Regions from separate parts of the Homo sapiens genome. Here all the other regions are linked to region 1. Evidence: chromatin contacts called from ENCODE Hi-C or POLR2A ChIA-PET data. All regions are on one chromosome and are shown on one strand. Each heading gives the region's core, a stretch centred on a gene start or an enhancer-like site at or near the end of the contact. The rest is flanking DNA. Distances are from core to core; before and after follow the strand shown. Region 1 overlaps KCNAB1 (potassium voltage-gated channel subfamily A regulatory beta subunit 1). Region 2 holds the start of LINC00880 (long intergenic non-protein coding RNA 880). Region 3 overlaps TIPARP (TCDD inducible poly(ADP-ribose) polymerase).

Region 1 (4,980 bases), core at 1,022-3,521:
AAAATAGAGGTAGAGGAAGAAAGTGCTAGCATGGAATGTTACAAAGAAGTTACAACGAGAGTTAACCTTTTGGGAAGTTACGTATAAAGGTGCCCATCTTATACAATGGTCATCTCTGGAAGTAATCATAGCTCTGTTTTGAAACCGTAACTAGCTTCTAGAGGCATGTATTGTCACTATGCACTGAGTTATAGAGTGCCGTAAAATTCCAAAAGCAGGGTGAATCACTGACCTGTTACAAACCCTTCAAATGCTAAACGGAGAGCTTGGATACTTAATGAGCTGCACATTTTACACCCACACTCTACAATTGTCAGAGCTTCTATCTCATCTGCCTTAGCAAATTAAGAGGAATATCATGAAGGAGAAAATGACAGAAGACAATTGGGTCAAAATCCATTGTCTAAAAATGTTCCATCTAGCCCATTGAGAACCTGCATCTTTCTGAAAGCTCCCACCCCTCCCACAGTGGGTTCACCAGAAGCTAAGGCCAGAATCCATACTCCCGTCACTCTGAATCCAGCTGGTATCAGGCCTCTCCTTCGGCTGCCACTTCAGCCTCTTGGGATGGTTTCCTAACCCAGCTCATTTATGGGCACCTGACTTAGGGGCTAGACAATCCTGAGGTAACCGTGTCTGTGGTCCATCAGTGCTCAGAGGGCCTTACCCCTCTTAACGCCTGGTGACTCCCTTTTAACACACCTACCACTAACACCCACCCTCAGGGGATGTGCTGAGCACAGGGACACAGGGGACCGGATTTATGTAGGCTAATAAGGTCAGCAGGCCTATGAGATCCCTCAGCTTTGGGCCTAAAGTTCCAGAAGAAAACGTGGTAACCCTCGCTGGGTAGCTGTGGGAGACACAGTCGTTGTCAGGGACACGGTAACAATATCCAGGAGACCTTCCTGCAGGCATAACAATTGTGTGGCACCACAGCGCCACCTCCCAACCCAAGGCGGACTTGCAATTAGTCATAGTCTTTCCTTTGACCTCCTTCCTATACTAAAATTAATTTCTCCTGAACTGTTCCAGATTGAAGGAGACCTAAAAGATATGACAACAAAATATTGCCATCCAATACTGATCCTGTACAACTGGAGTAAAAAAATGCCACAAAGAGCATTATTGTGTCAGCTGACAAAATTAGAATACAATGGTAGATTAAAATATCATATTTATGTAAATTTTACCAAAGTTGTTAATTGTATTGGGGATAAGAAAATATCATAACTATTAAGAGATACTGAGGACTAAAAAGCCATGATGTGTGCAACTTAGTTTTAAAAAGCTTGGAAAAATAAATGGAGAGGTGGGTTGTAAGGAGTGAGCATGTGAGAGCATGAACAAAAGTTAAAGCAAATGGGGCAAAATGTTAACAATATGTTAAGGAATAAATAGCCCAGATGTGTTCTTTATATTATTTTAGCAACTTTTCCTTATGTTTGAAATTATTTTCAGATAAAAATTTTAAAATAGTTCTGGCCTTAAGTACTAGACAGTTTGTCTAAAAATAACCTGTACTCCCATCATTAGGGATTCATTTCTTTGGATGATATATTTTGCAGACACTCTATTAAAAAGCATCTATATTTTAAAACTTAGGGAGAATTAGTTGGTAACTAGATAAGGAGAGGAAGAGGAATCACTGGATGGGAGGCACTCGCTCTAAGTGTGGAGAGGTGACACGTGATATGTGAAAACAAACAGTGGGTACAGAGGAGGGCCATCTCCTAACTTGGTGATGAGCCAGGCCCACAAGACCATGGTTCTGAGAGCATTGACAGGCTTTGATATGGCCTTCTCCCGTGCAGTCCAGATAGCACACACGTTCCAGTCTGCTCCATCTTAACTGTGTAACAAGGTGCCTGCACCTGAGGTGGGGCTGACACCAACAGAATATTCTCTGAAAGATGGTAGGGGATGAGATGTCTACTTTTCCTTTCTTCACCAGCCATGCCCAGAGGTCTGTGGTGTAGCTCAGAACCCCCTACGCTAGAAAACTCCCAGACATAGAAAATTTGCTCTATAAAATATCTAACTGGGTTAGGTTATAATAACATAGGCTTGCCATGGAATCTAGGCTTCTCAGAACCTTAGGAATATGCTGGTCTTACCTTTTTAATTTTTTTCTCACTATATAAAATTTCCCATTGTCATAATCAAGGTAAATACATAGATTCAAATTTAAGTTCGAGTCTAGGACTGTCTGAATAAAGTTTTCTGCTAGCAGCGTTTCAGGCAACAGAAGAGCTTCCTTTTCTTTATGAAATAGCACATCCCAGTGGCACTCAAAGGCACTGCAGGGAAATTCAGGAATTGTTTTTCTCTTGGGTGAAAACATCTTTGGCCTACAGTTACTCCTCGGTCATGAAAATCAGATTTCAAAATGCTCACTTTTTTTCAGACGAAACCGCTGTCAACAACTTGTATATAAGAAAGCACGGATCCCTGTAACCCAGTATTGTTCTCAAGCCCTGAATTTCCAGTATTTTCGTCATGCTGCATAAACAAAGCAACTTTTATCCTGGAAAACCCCAAGTGGAAATTTCAAAACAGATTGAATATCTGCCCCTCTCAACAATATTTCAAACCCAAGCAGCACTCGTCTCTCACTCTTGCTTAAATTCTAAGCATTTTCTATCTAAACTGACACTTTGAAAACATACTTATTTTAGAATTTCTATTCCATTCAATAGGAAATAACACGTTCTGTTTGTTTTGAATAAGCCCCTTTCACTACGCCTCCACAGCCCTTCACCAGCAGCCTATTCAGGTTTCAAGTAATCACATACGTCCTGAGCCTGAGCCATCTTGGTGTCATCTACTTTCCTCCAGAAATATTGATGCAAGGAGAAAAACAGCTAGAGAGCTCACAGCAAATAAGCACAGGCCCAGAGACTTACCAAATTAGGTCATCTAAAATAAATCATGTGGACATTTTTTAATACAACCCCCTGCATGAGTAGCATTTTTCTAGGCTATTGATTTTCACAGTCACAGCTCTAGCTATTAATACTTTTCAAGCAGGTCTGAGTGTGCCAAGTGTCTCATGAAAAGGGCAGGTCACAAGAACACATGATGAAAGGGTGTTTTTGGTGGGGTTTGGAGGGTCCTGGGAGGATGAAAGTAAGTGCAATTTAGGAACAAATGTAATTTTCAACTTCCACATATGTCAACCCTGTAATACTATGAAAAGGAGAAAGGGCAAGAGGGATAGTCTTTCCTGGGTATCCACTATATGCCTCTTTGAGAGGATGGCGTTACCCTTTGAAGTAGGGTTTTTCAGCTTCATTTTGTAGATAAGGAAGCAGGGGATGAGAGGAGGGAGGGAAGAGCTTGTCTTTAAATCCTTCTGCTAGAACATCATGTTTGCACTGTGACAGAACCCACAGAGAGGGGTTCAGGTGAAAAATTGTTCCTACTTATCTCTGGAGTCTTTGTTTAATGATCAATGAAAACTCTCATTTATGCCTTCAAATTCTCTGCCCTGACATCTCTGAGAAAAGCTGGTAGCTAAGTGAGGTTTCTCTCTAGTTTTCCTTCCCCTTTTTTTCAATTCCATCCCTCCTGCTTCTATGATAGTCCGTAGTAATGTACCATGCTCGGATACTCGAGCTTTTCTGTTGATCTAGCCTGGAAGCTTCCTTCCTGTTTTCTCTTATTTTAGGTCAGGCTTGGACTATGTCCGGTTTCCTTCTTGGTCTACCATCTAGTAGCTTAGATTAGCGTGGCCACCACTCAGCAAGCACACTCCCCTTTTAACAGAAGTCTCTGAGAACTGATGTCTCCAGTCTAGGGAGATCTTCGGACACTGGGGCAAGCTAATGGGAGAGACACTGCAAGCTGGTGGAAGTTTCAGTCCTTTTCATTTCATTCTGGCTCAAATATTTTTGTTCTAGGCACAATGCCAGGCACTGGAAATGCAGCAGTTGATAAAAGATACCTTCGTATTACATCGTTTGAAGAGTTATTTATTCCCACACTTCCTGAGGCCAAGCTGATTAGGAGCCCATGTGTGAGATAAAAAGAAAGAAAAACAAACACTTTCTGAGTAGATCCTAATAGCAACAGCAAAAAAAAAAAAGAAAGAAAATGAAAAAGCAAGTGATGAAAGGAGGGTGATATGTTCAGAATTGTGCAATATTCTATTTTAGGTGTTTATTTTCTGTCCCTCTATCCTTTATAAATAGACACACACTTCTTTTTGGAAATGCTAAAGATGCCTAAGTGATAGATTACTAGGATTGGTTAAAAAGGAGCTTGAAGCAAGGGAGCACTTAGGTTCCCATGCTAGCAGGCAGTGAGCCAAGCACTTTCACATATGTGACTTTATGGATTTCTTATAATGCCATTGTGAAGTAAGTTAAATTAGGCCCATTTTACAGATATGGAAGCTGAGGCTTAACAAGATTAAGTAGCATATTGTATCTAAGATACAGGAGAAAAGATGGGGCTAGAGCACTATTAGCAGGGAAAAGGAAAGTTCCTACTTGCTCTTTGGTTTCTCTCTTTCCCAACTTCTGAATGGATGCACCTCAATCAAGCAACAAGTATGTACCAGCACTTTCTAAGTGCAAAGGCATTGAAGAAGTATAAAATATAAGTTTTAGTCCTCATCCTCAAGGTCATGATGCACAATTTTGACAATAAGATACACACACACACAAATAACTAACAATCTATATCCTATATAGAGAAAAGTCTGGTGGTCAATGCTGTAGGGGCAAAAGGAGACCCTGTGGGTTGGAGTTACCTAGGCAAGTGGGATGTGTAAGAATATTCCAGGTAGGAAAACTAATGATGAGTAGAGACTCAATGATTCTGGCAGAAGGTGGAGGGTAAGCATGCAAAGCAGCAGGACTAAGCAAGTCACAGAGCACAATAACGGGGAGCCTGGAAAAGTAGACAGAGCAGGACGGTGAATATGGCTGGATCTGCAGTATCTCCAGGGTGCGGTGTGTGTTTGTGTGTGCGTGT
Region 2 (4,980 bases), core at 777-3,276, 970 kb before region 1:
TGCAGCAATAGGAAAAGCCCCCCTTAACAGCCTGCTATAGGGCAGTGGAATTTGTTGTGTTTCCCTTTTTGCCTTGATCACCAAGACTGAGTGTAACACTTGCCTGCATAGCTTCTCCTTAGCCTAGATTTCAGAACCTACCTTCCCTCCTTGCTAACTCACTTACATCATCTCTCTTCTGCTTCATCTCCCACATTCATGCTCTGCTGTTGTTCTTTTGCCCTTGTTTTGATGATTCTGTTGCTTGTTCAGTGCTGAAAGCTGATGCGGAGTTATTTATAAGTACATTATAAAAAGAATTTGTAAAATTTTAGTTTAGATTTCCTAGAGGGTAGTTACATGCAACCCAATGAGGAAAACATCAGTGTTTTTTCTGTGAGAAGTTAAAATGCATAGACATAGAGATGGCATTTGTTCCACTAGGAGCTACAATAGTGTTTCTCTTTAATCAGATGAAAGATAGATTGTGTAAGCTTAGGGAAGCATCTTCTGATCAAAAGTTCCACATAATTTGGATAAACATGGAAGGCAAATGTTTAATGCAAAATTTCTTTATTTTCAAAAGAAAATAATGATGGATAAGGAAGCAGAAGCAAGGAGCAAGACTCAGGTGCTGAAGCATGTGACACTATGGAGAGTTCCTCTATAAGAAAGAGGGGAAAAGAAATACCCCTCCCTCTGAGAGTGCCACAGCCTCACATTAGGGATCAGAACAGAGTTACACAAAGTCACCTAGAAGGTGCAGAGTGTCTCTATAGCCTGGAAAAATCAATTAAAACCTCCTTAAGTATATTAATACCAGAGAAAGATTATGTTGATTATGGGAAAATAGGCAGAATAGTGGGAACAGAGAAAAAGGAGCATAACCAAGGCAAAGGACAGCTGATATCTTTTAACATTTAATAAAGAAACTTCTGATGAGGACCCGGCTTTCCTTGGGCCTAGGAGAGGATGCACTGATAAAGTCACAGCATATTATGGCCCTAGGGGAGACTAGTATACTAGAGCTACATTGCCTCATGTAAATGAACAGATAAGCCCTGTAGGTTGGCATCAGTCTTTGGGCCTTGTGTTTAGGATGAAGCAGTCTTGCAGGGCACTGCCTTCCCTTAGAGCAATGGTTTTCAGACTTTCATGGACATCAAATGATGCAGAGGGCTTATTTTGTTGGGCTGTATTCCCAAAGTAACTGATTCACTAGGTCTGGGGTGGGGCCTGGGAATTTGTGTTTCCAGCAAACAAGCTCCTAGGTGATACTAAGCCTGCTGGTCCAGGGATAGACTTTGGGAACCACTAAGAGCATTTCATAGCATTTAAAAATTTCCTTCTCCTACATGCCTAGGAGACCAACTGAATCAGAATCTCTAGGAGTAGGACACAAGCATCAGTATTTTAAAAAACTGTCTAGGTGATTCCAAAGATGACCCCACTACCAGGTCTACCATTCCAAGTGAATGATTTCCAAATGATAGGCAACATAAAAACACCACCATTTGGGCAAGAAAGCATCATTTTTTTTACCCTGCAATAAAATAACAGTGGGATATGAATGGATAACGATAGCTAACAGTTGTTGAATACTTATATTGTGCCAGGATTAAATAATTTGCTCCAAACAACTATCCCCATCTTAAAGGTGATGAAACAGGCATCCCATGAAATTAAGTAACTTGTCCAAGGTCATGCACAAGTAACAGAGCTGGAATTTGAACCCAGGCCCTGCAGCCTCAGAGTCCCTGCACGTGGCCTGAACTATAGGGTACTCTGTGTAACCAGTCTGAGGGAGCATATTAACAGCCTCACTCTCTCTGGGCAGTTTCTATAGTGAACACTGAATGGGCCCCATCATCCAGCCAACTGGGCTATTATCCAGGATTCACCACTTAATAAGTTGCTATGGTTTAAACATTTTTGTCCCCTCCAAAACTCATGTTGGAACTTAATTCCCAAGGCAACAGTGTTGGGAGGTGGGGCCTAACGGGAGGTGTTCATGTCATTAGAGCTCTTCCCTCATGCTTCTGCTATGTGAAGAACAGTGTTTCTCTCCTACAGAGGATGCAGTGTCCAGGGCATCATCTATGAATGGAGACAACCTTTACCGGACACCAAACCTACCAGCACCATGACCTTGAACTTTCCAGCCTTCTGAACTGTGAGAAATACATTTCTGTTGTTTATAAATTACCTAGTTTTTGGAATTCAGTTATAGCAGGACAAAATGGACTAAGACAACAGTGATGCAATTTGATCAAGCTCTTTAGCCCTTCTGAGCCTGTTTTCTCATGGGGAAAATGCATATAAATGTGTCTAAATCAGAGGCCTGCTGGTAAGGCTAAAAGAAATTTGCCAAGGAGTGCCTAGCACAGAGCCGGGGTTCAGGAGACATTCACTCCCTTCCTCTTTTCCATCAGCTTTTCCTCTAAGGGTCCTCAGAACCCCAAAGAGTTTTTCCCAGTTGCTTCTTGGGCATCTTTGTAAGTACAGCTCTCTTGAGAACTGGCAGACACCTTTGACTGAAGAAATAAGTTCTGGGGAAATAAAGTTTTCCTGCTGGATGGAAGGAAGCACAGATGTTAGGCTTCGTTGAAAAATGAGTTCAGCTCATGACAGTTGAAAGTAAGGAAATCTGTGCTGCTACTTGAAGGAAAATAAGAACTGATTCCTGAGCTGTGGTTTCCCGGCATATCTCAGAGCAGCTGCATTGCATCAGGGGTCTGGGTATCAGATGGGGCTTCCACAGCTACAAGGTGTGCTGTGAGTCAGTTGTTACTAATAAAACAAAGTACTGAAGCTTGTTAGTGACTCACAAAATAGTAATGCATTAGATGAGATATGCATTGCTGTTTGAGAGTACTCTTGAGAGGGGCAGAGCCTTGTTTGCTGGGATTGTACACAATTCTGGGTAGGCCTTTGGTAAGGTAACTTGCAGGTGTCACCTGAACCAAATGCCAAAGCCGAGAATGATTGTATATGCCATTTAAAAGCAGATTGAAAGAACATTTTGAGGAAGTCTAGAATAACTAATTTTTATATCTTCCTACTTCTGCGATTTTTTAAAGGGAATCATAAAAGAATATATAGGTACCTTAAAACAAAGATGGGATGAATAACTTAGAGAAAGAAATATCTGATGGTGGTTGGGGGAAAGGGAGATGTAGGGTAAGAACTATGTCAGAAAATGTAGGCTAAGGAGGATCCTCAAAATTAAGTTCTGAGATTCCTAGGCAAAAAGAATAGTCCCATGCATTCCACAGCTTTCATTAACTGAAAAAAGAAAACATAGGCAAACTTCATTCTAGTACTAAAGTCCAAGTGGAAATTAGTTGCAAGGAATTTTTTATGTGAAGCAACATAATGAATATCTATGGCAATTTTACAGATAATTTAAAGCTGTTTTTCACCCGATCATTTCTTAAAATGACACTGGGTAAAGCTAAGGGGCATAATGCTAAATGATGTAAACAAACACTGTATTGAGTACCAAAGTGACTTAAGCCAGGAAGGGACTTCAGTGACTCCAGGGAGGAAAAAGTTTAGAGAACTGCAAAGTACCCTACATGCTATCCTTGCTGTTTTGGCAACATCTATACCCCTTTTAAAATGCAAAGATAAACTTTAAGAGCACCATTTAATAGCTCTTTAATGAAACTATGTTTAACCTGAGCAAGTTGTTGTGTATGCAAGATACTGGAAACGCCTTCTGTGGAAGGAAAGGCAAGTACAACTTTGTGCTTCTATTTGGATAAAAGGTTTTGAAGTGAAAGGCATTTGTGCAAATTACAAGCAGATTTTCAAGTCTAGAAAAACAAAAATCTCAACTGTGGATTAAGTTCTATTTTTTAACAAAAGTGAAATACTCTGCTTTAATTTCAGAAGTTAAAAAATCCTTTTTAACAACAGCAAAAAGGGGACCTGTTTTGAATTTAAAAGAAGTAGAGTGAGACAAGTTAGGAAAAAAAGAATTACCATTGCCTTTCTAAATTTATTATTATCATAATTGTCATTAAGTGTATTCGTCTTTCTTTAGGGTAAAGAGAGCTTTCCGATGGCCAAAATTTACTAGTCACTGAATTGTGTCCCAGGACACCCTTCAATAAAACTTGGCCTAAAGAAGCTTCAAGTTCCCTTCAAGTTCGAGGGCAGAGTCTGGGGTTCAGCCCAAGCCACTGGCATCCCTGAAGGGGCTGCAGGGCTCCTGACTCCAGGACCTCCTGGCATCCCGAATGCATGACCTCTCATGCCCGCCGCAGCACCTGCAATCTTGCCGGTGCTGCTTGGATTGCTGAGCAAACACTTGTTATTTGCGAAAGTACAAGGTTCAGTCTGTCAAACAGGGAAAACCAAACACCGAAGCACAGGAGCAGATAAGAGGGCCATGGTTGTGAGACCCACGCGGGCTCAGAGCGCGGCGGCGGGGCCCGGGCCTACCCGGCGCATGGGGGCTAAGGTGCAGCTAGGCAGGCCACGCGGCGCGGGCGGACGGCCTGGCCCGCGGAAACAGGCGCATAGGGCGGGAAAGTTCACCCGCCTTGCGGCGGCGACCGTTCTGGGTCGAACCGGCCATTGTAAGCCGCGCCGCTGGCGACCCGCCTGGGACCCCTTCGTGCCTTGGCCTTGGGGGGCCAAACACATCCCGAACGCCGTTCCCACCTTGCAGATTCTTGCAAGCTGCGGGTCCTACCTTGCTTCCCACGGGCTGATAACCCTGAACGTTCCCAGCGGGTAGAGGGCTTGCCACCTGCTGCTGAGCTGCGCTGCAGGCTTCCCCCGCCTCCTGCCGTAGGTCTAAGCCCAGAGACCAGAGGGGCCTTGGGCCTTGGCGCGCTGCCGCCGCCAGGGCACCGAGCGAGCCACTCTGCCTGACACTCATTTTTCTCTTCTGCAAAATGGGACTGACACCAACAATCACCTTCCTACCACCTCAGGGGGTTTTGAGGATCCCGTGAAATAACGGTGTGAAGATACTTTCAAAGTGGAAAT
Region 3 (4,980 bases), core at 1,757-4,256, 560 kb before region 1:
GTAAAAAGCACTGTTTAATTTCTTTAACTTGGCCATAATAAGAGTACTTAAATCAACAAACTAGATGGGACTGTTTTTAAAACTATCTTTTAATGGAAAATGTATCTGGCTTTTAATTTGTAAGTACATGCTATAAGTTGTTTGTATAGCACTTTACAAAAAATTTTTGCATTGTAGTGTTTTAAAGTTAGATAGTCTCATCATTTATAGTCATTTAAAAAAGTCAAAGATGAGAAAGATGAGAAAACTAACCATGTGGTAAGGTTAAGTGATTTGTTCAAGGCTGTATAGTTTAGTTACAATAGAAGAGCTTAAGTTATTTTTTTAAAACCGCATGGTAATAGCAACAACATACGTGGTATGGATTAGATTCCAGAAAAGTACTATGTAGGATTTTCTAAAATGTGTTTTGACTGTTAGATTCAAACTAAGGAAATCTAGAAACATCTTGCAGTAATCTTACTTTCCTTAAATGAAGGAGGAAAAAACCTCTCTTTAAACTGACAGTATGGTATTGGATTCCTATTTAGTCATTTTCAGACCTTATATAATAAAATTTCTTTACAAGTATATCAGGCCCTAGTGACTTTTTATAACCAACTAATTGTTTACTAAAACAAACAGGTTTGTAACAAGGTGCAGAGATGGGTATTAGATTCATAATACCAAGGATCCAATATTTATAAACTTTGGACACATACAAAATCTTCCTGTCTATAGGATTGTATGACTGGAATCTCAGGGAGTTTGTAGACTCTCTTTTCCTGGAAATCTTAACCATAGTTTAAGAGCAAGTTCCAGCTTCTTGAAATGGTGTAAATTACAGCTGTGCTGGTAGAAGTTACTGAATGCCTTTTAGTATGTTTTAAATCCATAGAACCATTACAAAATTTAGACTGACTTGGTAGTTATTACTTAGTTAAAACAACATACGATGCTATTACAGGGATATAAAAATCATTACACTGGGGCTAAAAGCACTGTTAGAAATGCTTATGTATACTAATCAGATGACTTTGCTAGCTGGCTGAAATCTAAGGGGCTTTGAGAGCTGATGAGACTTCTACAATTCCATTCCCCCACTTTTTTTTTCTTGAGACAGTTTCACTCTGTTGCCCAGGCTGGAAGTCAGTGGCACAATCTCGGCTCACTGTACCTCTGCATCCTGGGCTTAAGCCTCAGCCCCCTGAGTAGCTGGGACCACAGGCACACATAACCGCACCCGGCTAATTTCTCTATTTTTGTAGAGACGGGGTTTCGCCATGCTGCCTAGGCTGGTCTCAAACTCCTGAGCTCAAGCAATCCGCCTGCCTTAGCCTCCGAAAGTGATGGGATTATAGGCATGAACCACCATGCCTGGCCATACAAATCCTTTTTATATTTCCTTCACACCCAGTGAAAGGGACAACCTGCTTATGTTTTTCTCTGCAGCTGTCTGCTGATACAGATTGAGTTTCCCTTATGGGAAACACCTGGGACTAGAAGTGTTTCGGATTTCAGGTTTTTAAGTATTTGTGTATTTCCCAGTTGAACATTCCTAATCTGAAAATCCAGAATCTGGTATGTTCCAATGAGCATTTTCTTTCAGTATCATGTTGATGCTCAAAAAGTTTTGGAGGCCAGGTGCAGTGGCTCACACCTGTAATCCCAGCACTCTGGGAGGCCAAGGTGGGAAGATCACCTGAGGTCAGGAGTTTGAGACCAGCCTGGCCAACACGATGAAACCCTGTCTGTATTAAAAGTAATAATTAAAAAAAAATCAGCCGGGCATAGAGGCGGTTGCCTTAATCCCAGCTACTCAGGAGGCTGAGGCAGGAGAATCGCCTGAACCTGGGAGGTGGAGGTTGCAGTGAGCCAAGATCGCACCACTGCACTCCAGCCTGGCGACAAAGCAAGACTCCGCCTCAAAAAAAAAAAAAAAAAAAACTTTTCCATTTCCTCCAAGTATTACCTGCAAAATAAAATATTGATTCTTCTCTTGTAAATGATAATGGGCTGCTAGATAATGTACTTTCTGTAGATTCACACTGCAGAAAAGTTTAAGCAGCAAGTTCTGGTTAGGTCTGTTCATTCAGTCACTCAATCATACATTTAACCAACCAATCAACATTTACAGATCACCAACTATGTATTAATCCAGTGATCTTAAATGGAACCAAAACAACAACAAATTTTAAAGAATTACCATAAGTTTTATTTTTGCTTAGTTTTATTAAAAAAATAAATATGTCATAAAGCTTTCTTTTTCCTTAGGGAGAAAAAAAGGAACAAGTCTCATAAAACCAAATAAGCAATGGTAAGGTGTCTTAACTTGAAAAAGATTAGGAGTCACTGGTTTACAAGTTATAATTGAATGAAAGAACTGTAACAGCCACAGTTGGCCATTTCATGCCAATGGCAGCAAACAACAGGATTAACTAGGGCAAAATAAATAAGTGTGTGGAAGCCCTGATAAGTGCTTAATAAACAGACTGATTCACTGAGACATCAGTACAGATACATCTTGCTTAAACAACACAGAAGTTCCTGAAAAGTTTTGTGTAAATGATATAACCACAAACATTACCAGGAGAGCTTGGTAACTGAAAGAATTCCATGGCGAATTCTTTTGTGAACAACTACTTTCACTTTTGTAAATCCAGGTATTTGCTTTTTATAAGGAGTTTACCTAGTTGCTACCTCTCTGAACTGAGGAAACAGCATATTCACCAAACGTTGTGCTCCAGCTGGACCACTGGCACAATTTCCAAGTTTGTGTTTCTATTAAGTAAGTAGTGTAAGTAAGGTACAGAGTCAGCCAGGGAACCCAGCTGTATCTGACAAAGCAGGTGTAGGAGTGGGACTGCCATCTACCAATAATTCCAGCAAATACTTTTGCTAATATACTTTGTGCAAAACACAGTAATAACCTTATCAATTTGGCTATAGATGTACTTCCTTTTTCTAAAACTTTCAGTCACAAGCTAGGTCTGGAACCCGAAAAGGAAGTAATACTTCTAACCCTCAAGACTGCCTTTAACCAAATTAGCTGCCCAACTCCTTCAAATTGGAATGGATGATAATGAAAGAGACTGAGTTTTCCAAAGCTGAAGTTTAACAACACAAAAATCACATTTCATATCACTAATTAGTGAAAAGTTTTGCTGGTGACAAAAATTTTTCAAATGGTTGTTTTTTGTTGTTGTTTTAACTTCCTCTAAATAGAACTCTGAATTCTGGGGCAAACTCTGCAGAAGTTAAAGTCACTGATGTTCTCTGGTTGGCTGATACATTTTAGTACTGCTGATAGAAATAAAAATTTCTTTCTACCCACCAGAATTTCATGAACTTATACTATACCAAAGCAGTGATGCTTTGGACAGGGAATACGCATGGTAGTACTAGTTCCAGTAAGTTTTATCAAACGTAAATAAATAAATAGAATCCTCACATTGCTCACAGCCTCCATTCCATTTGGTCAAACTTCTACCAGGCCCAAGCCACATTTAAATTAGGCTGTTCAGTTTTTTAATTTAATGCTCCTAATAACATTGCTGTCTATATGTACAAGTGTGAATGAAAAGAGTGTGTAATCTGTAGTCTTTTCCACACTGAGTACACTAGCAATTAGTAAATAATTAAAGAGTAAGTGGTCATTTTAAAACTTGTATTTTTTTTTTAAAAAAAGCATTTTCTAGCACTTTAAAAAATGGGTCTGAAAAGTGCCCTATTAATGTCCAATGCTGTTCCCCACCCAGTCCCACCCATTCAAAACCTGCTACAAATGCTGGATTGAGTTCATATCAAATAATTTAGCAGTACCAAGATTTTTCAAATGGAAACAGTGTTACTGACTTCTTCATATTGGATAACAAAATAAGGGTAACTCTGGTCATCATTAAAAATGACAAAAATCTGAGGCTCAAAGAAATTATCCACACAAGAGTCATAAAGGTCACTGGTGACACTGCCAGGATTGACTGGCGGGGGCCTTCTCATGCCATGACTGCCCATTGTGTATCTGCCCGTCAGCACTTTGGCCAGAAACATGAAGTGGACTCCTTTGGAGGACTTCTTAGAAAAGTTATGAGAGTAGCTTGCCTTCTTTGCAAAATAACTGCCTTGTCCAAACATTGTAGCATGCTTTCCACAGACTCGAGGGTCAAAGTTGTGTTTGCAGATTCCATCTACCACATCCTGGGATGTTCCATGAAATAAATGTCTCTCATTTATTATCCTGTCACGGCCAAACATTTTCCTGTTCATATATTCCTTTTTCCTAATGGAAAGAACAGACAGAGAATTCAGAAGGATGAAATACAGGTCAATTTAACAGGCATGATGTAGTCATAAACTTCTCTTTATGGTTTTAATGAGGAGTTATCAAGGGCAAAATGCCATCAAAGATCCTATTAAAAGTTGAAACTTATCTTTCCACTGTAGAAAAGGCCTTTTCCTTCTTTCTCCACCAATCATTCACTTGCTTTCTCTTTCATCTTAAATCTATTAAGAGTTCTCCTATGTTTTTCCTCAGGATGCCCTCCTTGCCTAATTCCTCCAATCTGAGGGTCTCTTAGATTCTGAGATTCCTGAAATCTAAATGTATTCCCTCCATTTGTCCTTCATTAGTTTGTTGACTTGAGAGGCACCACAGTAAAGGGATTAAGAGCAAGGCCTCTGGTGCCAGACGGCCTGGGTTCAAATTCCAGCACCATATCATAATAGCCGCATGACCTGCAGCAAAGTAAGCTTTCTGTGACTCAGTTTCTTCTTCTCTGTAGGATATAAATTGTAATAATCCTACTTATGTCTGTTATGAGGATTATATGTCAGTCAATACACAGAAAATATGAACATAAATTCTGTGCAAATGTTTACTATTATGTTCCTCATTTGACACTGGCTACAATAAAGCTCTCTTGATTCTTGAACTTTTTTTTTTTTTTTTTTGAGACGGAGTCTGGCTCTGTCGCCCAGGCTGGAGTGCAGTGGCGCAATCTC

What was found. Hi-C counts contacts between places; a loop is a spot of excess contacts on that map. ChIA-PET counts read pairs that join two places held with the same protein, here RNA polymerase II (POLR2A). Pooled maps may share reads with other maps.
Region 2: a map with no recorded cell type shows a loop between it and region 1 (6-fold over the local background). The contact joins the promoter of LINC00880 here to the enhancer-like site in region 1. A Hi-C loop is called at or near these places in 53 of 168 maps with a recorded cell type or tissue (A673, CD14-positive monocyte, CD4-positive, alpha-beta T cell and 34 more), 37 of 37 single-sample maps with no recorded cell type and 46 of 50 pooled maps. POLR2A ChIA-PET finds 5 or more read pairs at or near these places in 2 of 52 experiments (activated naive CD4-positive, alpha-beta T cell and naive thymus-derived CD4-positive, alpha-beta T cell).
Region 3: a pooled map shows a loop between it and region 1 (2.5-fold over the local background). The contact joins two enhancer-like sites. A Hi-C loop is called at or near these places in 1 of 50 pooled maps. POLR2A ChIA-PET finds 5 or more read pairs at or near these places in 2 of 52 experiments (OCI-LY7 and PC-3).

Annotation. Positions count from the first base shown.
Region 1 is chr3:156,147,967-156,152,946 of GRCh38, reverse strand. All of the region lies in intron 1 of KCNAB1 (potassium voltage-gated channel subfamily A regulatory beta subunit 1), which reads right to left. Among named protein-coding and RNA genes, the nearest start is that of KCNAB1, 30 kb to the right of the region's middle. Within about 2 kb of position 2,271, at least 8 of the 41 ENCODE cell types and tissues checked have a DNase peak (open chromatin) inside an H3K27ac peak, as active enhancers do; they include ascending aorta, dorsolateral prefrontal cortex, heart right ventricle and 1 more, where a contact is called at or near this core.
Region 2 is chr3:157,120,048-157,125,027 of GRCh38, reverse strand. It overlaps LINC00880 (long intergenic non-protein coding RNA 880), which reads left to right and starts at 2,026. Exons shown (of 4, transcript NR_034007.1): 1 at 2,026-2,152.
Region 3 is chr3:156,703,962-156,708,941 of GRCh38, reverse strand. TIPARP (TCDD inducible poly(ADP-ribose) polymerase) reads right to left here. Exons shown (of 6, transcript NM_015508.5): 6 at 2,172-4,258. The coding sequence ends at 3,811. Among named protein-coding and RNA genes, the nearest start is that of TIPARP-AS1, 31 kb to the right of the region's middle. Within about 2 kb of position 3,006, at least 4 of the 41 ENCODE cell types and tissues checked have a DNase peak (open chromatin) inside an H3K27ac peak, as active enhancers do.